Regions from separate parts of the Homo sapiens genome. Here region 2 is linked to region 1. A link is a contact called in ENCODE Hi-C or POLR2A ChIA-PET data. All regions are on one chromosome and are shown on one strand. Each heading gives the region's core, a stretch centred on a gene start or an enhancer-like site at or near the end of the contact. The rest is flanking DNA. Distances are from core to core; before and after follow the strand shown. Region 1 overlaps COL15A1 (collagen type XV alpha 1 chain). Region 2 overlaps COL15A1 (collagen type XV alpha 1 chain).

The links. Hi-C counts contacts between places; a loop is a spot of excess contacts on that map. ChIA-PET counts read pairs that join two places held with the same protein, here RNA polymerase II (POLR2A). Pooled maps may share reads with other maps.
Region 2: a map of natural killer cell shows a loop between it and region 1 (2.7-fold over the local background). The contact joins two enhancer-like sites. A Hi-C loop is called at or near these places in 16 of 168 maps with a recorded cell type or tissue (B cell, CD14-positive monocyte, CD4-positive, alpha-beta T cell and 10 more), 4 of 37 single-sample maps with no recorded cell type and 13 of 50 pooled maps. POLR2A ChIA-PET finds 5 or more read pairs at or near these places in 21 of 52 experiments (A549, AG04450, CD4-positive, alpha-beta T cell and 16 more).

What each region holds. Positions count from the first base shown.
Region 1 is chr9:99,012,151-99,015,903 of GRCh38, forward strand. COL15A1 (collagen type XV alpha 1 chain) reads left to right here. Exons shown (of 42, transcript NM_001855.5): 10 at 3,267-3,416. Among named protein-coding and RNA genes, the nearest start is that of COL15A1-AS1, 69 kb to the left of the region's middle. Within about 2 kb of position 1,706, at least 2 of the 41 ENCODE cell types and tissues checked have a DNase peak (open chromatin) inside an H3K27ac peak, as active enhancers do; they include CD8-positive, alpha-beta T cell and natural killer cell, where a contact is called at or near this core.
Region 2 is chr9:99,057,471-99,061,223 of GRCh38, forward strand. It overlaps COL15A1 (collagen type XV alpha 1 chain), which reads left to right. Exons shown (of 42, transcript NM_001855.5): 36 at 2,419-2,483. Among named protein-coding and RNA genes, the nearest start is that of TGFBR1, 46 kb to the right of the region's middle. Within about 2 kb of position 1,986, at least 18 of the 41 ENCODE cell types and tissues checked have a DNase peak (open chromatin) inside an H3K27ac peak, as active enhancers do; they include CD8-positive, alpha-beta T cell and natural killer cell, where a contact is called at or near this core.

The DNA of each region.
Region 1 (3,753 bases), core at 456-2,955:
TTGCTTTACCAGTAATTTTAAAACTAGCTTATTAAAGACTTAAGTCGTGTGAACTTGAAAAGCATTTGGGTTTATCATTTAATTTATGAGTACTCTTTAAGCCATTGTCATACCTTGTAGCGAAAAACACAACAAAATGTGTATGTACACATAAACACACACATACATACTCATACAACCAAAAATCCTATAGCTTTTACTTCAGAACTCTAGCCATGAAATATTAATACAAACACATTGTCCTGCAGAAACAATAACAAAAATAAATGTCTGGATGCAAACAGTGGATTTTATCTCAGGAGAAATGTAACAGCAGACTTAAAGCAGGCAGAGGCAGAGAAGAAAGCAGAGAGATAGAGAACTTAGGAACTTTATAGTTGCAGATCGACTTTTGGGCTCTGAATTTTTCTTGCTGTAATTGTGCATGAAAATACCATATATGTTCATTTTACAAAAATACTTGCAAGAAGAGGCACCATAAAACCAACAGAGTGCCTGAAAGAGGGTCATTCTCCTTGTTTTTCCTTATTCTTAGATTATTTGTTTCCCACCCTTTTTTTTTTTTTTTTTTTTTTTTTTGAGACGGAGTCTCCCTCTATTGCCCAGGCTGGAGTGCAATGGTACAATCTCGGCTCACTGCAACCTCCACCTCCTGGGTTCAAGTGATTCTCCTGCCTCAGCGTCTTGAGTAGCTGGGACTACAGGTGCGTGCCACCATGCCCAGCTAGTTTTTTTGTATTTTTAGTAGAGACAGGTTTTCACCATGTTGGCCAGGCTGGTCTCGAACTCCTGACTTCATGATCCCTCCCAAAGTGCTGAGACTACAGGCATGAACCACCGTGCCCGGCCTTTTTTATTTATTTATTTTTTATTTTAAGGGACGAACTGAGCTGTGGCCTAGCATTTTAGTGGAGTGTGTCAAAGTGTGCTGGTTGCGGGTGAGACTCTACAGTGTGTCACCACTGAGCCATTTCCACCCTCTTACGTGTCTCAGTTTCTCTCTGTGTAGTTCTAGCACCTCCAAGAGGCTCAAAATCAAAATGCAGGGTGACCAGCTCCTATATGCACTTCCTGAATGAGGCTTTTTAAACTAATTTTGTTGGGGGTTCCCTGTAGGGTTGCTGCATGTCATGGGGGGGTCAACCCCCCAAGACACTCCCACTTGCCCTCCAGTCACCCAGGGGCACCTTTCAGCTGGGAGGTGCAAAATGCCCTTTCTCTTTGAAGCTGAGGAAACTCATTCTCCCATTTATCTGTGAAAACAATAGTTCAATTCCTCATGCAAAATGCTCACACTAGCCAATTGAGATTAATTTCAGGAGGAAAGGCAATGGAGAAGACACCCTTTAGAATGTACCTCTGAACTAGAATTAGGGTCCTAAACAATAACTTCCTAGGAGAAAAAAAAAAAAAAACAGCTAAGACCACTTCCTGTAAATTGTCCTCAGCCACCTCTAACTTTGTACTCTCATCCACCATTATACACACTAAGGTCAAATCCTCTCCCGGTATAAGGTAATCTCTGGTACCCCCAAAAGCCAAAGAGGTCAGGTCTTACAATACAGGAGAGCAGAGCTTCAGACCTAAGAAGAATCTGCTCATGACTCTTGAAACTCCACAAAGAAAATGGAACACCCCAAAAAGGGGCGGGTGGTGCCTTTGTTCTGAATACTTTAAGGGGTTTGAGTCATTGGAAGCCTCCTCTAGGTTTTTATTGGTACTAAAGATAGTGAAGGGGGAAGGAGGTATAGGGCGGAAGAAAAGTAAACGAAAGAAAAAAAGTTTTTAAGACAGGAAGCAAGGATAGCAAACGTGCATGTTGTGTTTTTTTTTCCCCTCTCTTGCAGCTGTGAGAAATTTTAGCCAATTCAGAGAGGTCTTGTTACCCATAATTTAGAATTCTCATTCAGATTTGACCAAGTCAGGTAGAGCTGGTCAAATCTGATGGGAGAAAGATCAGAACAACAACCAAAAAAACCCTAACAACATGATTACTGAGCACTTTAATAGTAAGGAGAAATTAGGAACAGCTGGTTGTTAATCTTAACTTCAGCTAAGACAAAACCCCAATTCAGCTACTTACTAGAGATAGGTCTTAGGCAGAAGATTGCTCTCTACCATCCTAGAAGCAGGAAAGAATTTAAACTTGCCTTCCCTGTTAGAAATGAGCTCAAACTCCAGAAAGGAGTTAGGTGCCTTCCATCATCCTAGAAGCAGGAAAACTTGCATTCCTTGTTGGAAGCAAGTAAGACTGCAAAAAAAGAATTGTACAGCAAAATAAACTTTAGAACTTGACCAAATTTTGGGAGATCAGGGATTCTCTGGAGGGGAGGCTCCTAGGCCTCAGCAAATTGTCCTATTGGTTTGAACCATAAAGAAAGCTCAAGCTGGTATCAAGCACCGATATGAGATTTGTCAAAGGTCAGTGGCACCTCCACTCAGAATCCCTTCTTGGTTGCCAAAATGTGAACCCCAAATATCTGAGACAGGTCTCAGGAAAGTTAGGTAGTTTATTTTGCAAAGGTCAAAGACATGCCCGTGACACAGCCTCAGGAGATCCTGACAACATGTGCCCAAGGTGGTTGGAGCACAGCTTGGTTTTATGCATTTTAGGGAGACATGAGACATCAATCAGTATATATAAGGTGTACATTTGTGCTGTCCAGAAATGCAGGACAACTCAAAGTGGGGAGGGGGCTTCCATGTCATAGGTAGATAAAAGACAAATGATTGCATTCTTTTGAGTTTCTGATTAGCCTTTCCAAAGGAAGCAATCAGATATGCATTTATCTCCGTGAGCAGAGGGGTGACTTTGAGTTCCATCTGTCCTTTGTCTGCAAGGAATTTCCTTATGGACAAATTATTAGGGAAGTATGTAGCTTTTTTTTATCTTAGTAGCTATCTTTTTAAGGGCTAGAATGGGAGACAGATTTGCCCTAAGTAGTTCCCAGCTTGATTTTTTTTTCCCTTTGGCTTATTGATTTGGGGATCCTGAGATTTATTTTCCTTTCACAAAGCTAAGGCCAGAGAAGTGCTTAGCAGAGATGTGCTAGAAGGGACTCTGGGGTGGGTGGGAGGATGCCCTGAAAGGTACGTTCTAATGCTGGAGCTCCAGGCGAAGGTGTGGTCCTGGAGGAGCAAAGGAAAGGGAATCATGGAGCCTCCAGTTATCTGAGGCTTTAGCGCTTTCCACCCCCCAGCCTCACACCCACTGAACCAGGGGCATGGGCGAAGGGGCACAGCTCCTCATGCCAATTTCATTTCAGGGTCCAAGCAGTGAAGACAGTTTAACAACAGCTGCAGCTGCAACCGAAGTGTCCCTCAGTACTTTTGAGGATGAGGAAGCCAGTGGGGTCCCCACAGATGGCCTGGCTCCCCTCACAGCCACCATGGCCCCTGAGCGGGCAGTCACTTCTGTAAGTGTCATCTTGTGTCCTCTCTGGCTCACAGGGGAGAGACAGGTCTGCATCATGCGACAACAGTCATCCTTGGCCTTGGCAGGGGCACCTGTAGCTTGGTTATGAGCACATGTCTGGGTGGGCAGCTGCTGGAGGGAGGCAGGACACAATGCTGGAGTGTAGCAGAGGCCACAGCCCTGCTCCCTCCTAGCCTTGCCCAAGAATTTACTCAGAGACAAGTGGTCCACAGTTGGCACTGAGGCTTAGAAGAGATGCATATTTCAGAAGGGGTGTGCTGGGGGTAACGATGATCGTAGGTAAGAACGTGCTTTGAAACTGGGCTGGCACCACAGAA
Region 2 (3,753 bases), core at 736-3,235, 46 kb after region 1:
AAAGAAAATCTCTATGTAATGAGCATGTATCAGATGCCAGGCATTTTGCTAATCACTTTGCTATGGTATTTTATTGAAACCTCACAACAACACTTTAAAAAAAGCATTAACATCCCCATTGTACAGGTAAGGAAAGTGAGGCCCAGAGACATTTAGGAACCTTTCCAAGGTCACACAGCTAATAAGTGACACCAACAGGATTCAGACCCAGAGCAGTGTAGCTCCAAAGCCTGTGTTATTTCTACTATGTCCATTGGAGGAGACAATAATAGCAGCAATAATAGCATGAAGGCATACTTTTTTGTTGTTTGGCTTGGCAGGAGCCAGGTATGGTGGAAGCATACCTGGAAAGAGACCTACAGAGTCCTTGGCATAAGGAGAGCTTTACACAGGAGGTGACTTTGGGGCTGGGGCTTTGACTTAGCCTTGGATCTTTTGGCTGCAAGTGATAGAAACGTAACTCAAAGTAGCTCAAGCAAAGGGGAAATGTACTGGGTGTGAAGGAGGGAGTGAACAGTCAACTTGTGGGAGAGGTAGATAAACAGCTGGACCTCAGGAACAGCCAGAGCCAGGGACTCAACCCCTGCAAGGATTCTCTGGCCATCTCTTGTCTCGGCTTCTCTCTGCATGCAGTTTCACGCTTCCTCACCACAAACCACATCCTCTGCACAGCGGGAAATATGGTTACTGACAACTTACAGCTTCCACTGTCAGCTAGAAATCTTGAACTTCTTTTACTATTTTAGTTTGAAAAGTCCTGGGATGGGGAAGTCCTAGAGAAGGGTCCTGATGGGCCTGACTTGGGTGAGGTACCCAATCTTGGACAAATCACCTATGACCAGGAGGTCGGATCACATGAGAACATGGTAGCTCTTTCTGGAACCAAATGGTTGTAGAGGTGAAGGGAAGGTCCCAAGAGAAGGAGATGAGGACACTGGTCCTACAAAGGAAGAAGGTGCCGAGTGTATGGAACCACAGGTGCCCACACAGCCATGAGGGAGGAGTAGGACTACAGGAGGTGGAGGCATATTACAGGGTGAGTGCAAGGTGGAGAAAAACTGTTGTCCACAGCAACACTACATTAGGGCTGCCGGGATGCCTTGCTGCATTGAGCAAGGATTGCTTCTCACATAATGTATAGCAATTCAGTTTACAAAACACTTTCATGGCCATTATCCCATGTAGTCTTCACAGCAACCCTGGGAGGAAGATAAAACAGATATTATTATAAAATTCATCTCACGGATGAAGACACTGAAGCTCACAGAGGTGAAGAGACTTACTTGAGGTCACAAATTCTATTAGGAGGCATGGCTGGGATCCAAATCCGAGTCCACTGGCCCTCTATCCACTAGACATTTGCCACCTGTGTGTGGGTGTTCAAGTCCTATGTTGGAACTGAACATTTGCTTGCAACGACCTGAAGGACTGTATAATTTTACTGGGGCTTGTAAAAACACCCTTAATTCTGCCAAGAGCTTGGCAGATTTGGAGGAGTTGTCGGGGGTAGGGTGAGCAGAGGATGAGAGAGGTAGAAGAACAGCCAAAGGAATAGTTGTAATTATACTACTTTATGTTTGCCTAAAGTAAGGGCTTTTCAGTTGAGGAATCATAGACTCCTAGAGAGTTCAAGGATATACCTCCAGGATTTGTCATCCCAGTAATATTTTTTTATAGAATTATGTGTGCATTTCTCTGGGAAAGAGGGCACTAACCTTGATCTGATTTTTAAGGGCACTGTGACTCTTCAAAAGCTAAGAGCTCCTGGCCGGATGAATGCTGTACATGTACAATTTTCAAAGCACTCAGTTCTCACCGCAGCCCAGGGAAGAAGAAATGCCTATTTTACATTTTGCAGATGAGGAAACAGCTTTGGAGAGCTTGCTGTTTCCTCGAGATCACACAGCTAGGAATGGACAAACTTAAGGACTTGAGTCCATGTCTCTGGCCCCAAGGCCAGGGCTACTGTCACTGCACCACCCTGGTCTCCTCCCACTCCCTAGAGCCTTCTCTTCCTCTTTCTGAGCCTGCTTCCTCTGTTCAGTGTCACATGCTTGTCTCTTGGGTGAAATAAGTTATATGAGTCAGGACATTTTTGAATGCAAGTGACAAAATATTCAACTTAAGCTGGCTTTTATAAAACAACCACAAAAGGAATTGATTCACTTATGAAACGGAAAAGCACTAGCCATGGCTTCATCCAGGGTAACAATCAAGAATCCCAGCTCTTCCCTGAACCAGTCAATGTGGCCTAAGTCACACGCTGGGGGCACAGCACCCAAGATACAGGTGGAAGTTGGGATGCTTTGTGGCGCTGTGAATGGGGTTGAACACACTTCTCTCCGGGAGTCAGCTGATACCTCAGACATTTTTCAGAGTGTGGTTTTTGTGTAACTTCTCTTTTCTGTTTTGTCTTAGCTGTGGCCCTTCCAGGTCCCCCTGGCCCTCCAGGACAGCCAGGGCTTCCCGGATCCAGAAACCTGGTCAGTATTATCATCAGTGTGTAGTCATCATTCCATTTGGGATAGATATACTTAAAACTCTGCCTACGATCTCCTGTGTCTGACATCCCTTGGGGATCAGGCCTTCATGATAGTAGGCTTGGTGCAATTCCATAAATAGTAGAAGGGATTTGTTATCTATTTGGATGACTTATTAAGTAAAAAGACGTGAAAAAACAAAATCATGTATATGTAAGTTCCACCATTCGAATCCTTAATTGACTAAGTTATAACAAGAACCAATCATATTACTTATATATTTTTATATATATATATATATATATATTTTTTTTTTGCTGGATGAGGGGTGGACGGGGTCTCACTCTGTCACCCAAACTGGAGTACAGTGGTGAGATCACGGCTCACTGCAGCCTCAACCTCCCTGAGCTCAGGTAATCCTCTCATCTCAGCCTCCAGAGTAGCTGGGACTACAGATGCACACTACCACACCTGGCTAATTTTTTTTTTTTTTTTTTTGTAGAGACAGGGTTTTTGTTACATTGCCCAGGCTGGCCTTGAACTCATGGGCCACCAAGGTGATTCTCCCACCTTGGCCTCCCAAAGTGCTGGGAGTACAGACACGAGCCACCACGCCTGGCCACCAATAATAGTATTTCAAAAAGCATAAACCTGCTCGGGTGCGGTGGCTCACTCCTGTAATCCCAGCACTTTGAGAGGCTGAAGCAGGAGAATCACTTGAGTCTAGGAGTTCAAGACTAGCCTGGGCAACATAGTGAGATCCTGCCTCTACAGAAAAATGTAAAAATTAACTGGGTGTGGTGGTGCATATCTGTAGTCCCAGCTACTTGAGAAGCTAAGGATCACTTGAGCCTGGGAAGTCGAGGCTCCAGTGAACCATGACTGTGCCACTGCACTCCAGCCTGGGTGAAAAAGCAATACCCCATCTCTAGAAAAAAAAGAAAAAACAAAACAACAAAAGCCCAAGAGCATAAACAATGTTACAACAGGTCCTTGTGCTGGTCAGATTTACTTGGATAATTCAGTCTTCTCCATTCTGCCAAAGAACATCTCTGGCACATTCGTTACCCTGCAGTTCGTTGGAACAAGACATAGCACTCCAAGATTACTGTAATGCACAGAAAAATGGACAAATACTTCACAAGGATGTCAGGAGTCCAAAAATGCTCTTTGATCTTTGCTGGATGTTAGTTGCAAAATTTGGCTGCCAAAAGAAAGAACTGTCCTACATATGATGGAATTCTGATATTTGGTTCCCTTGGGGATATCTAAG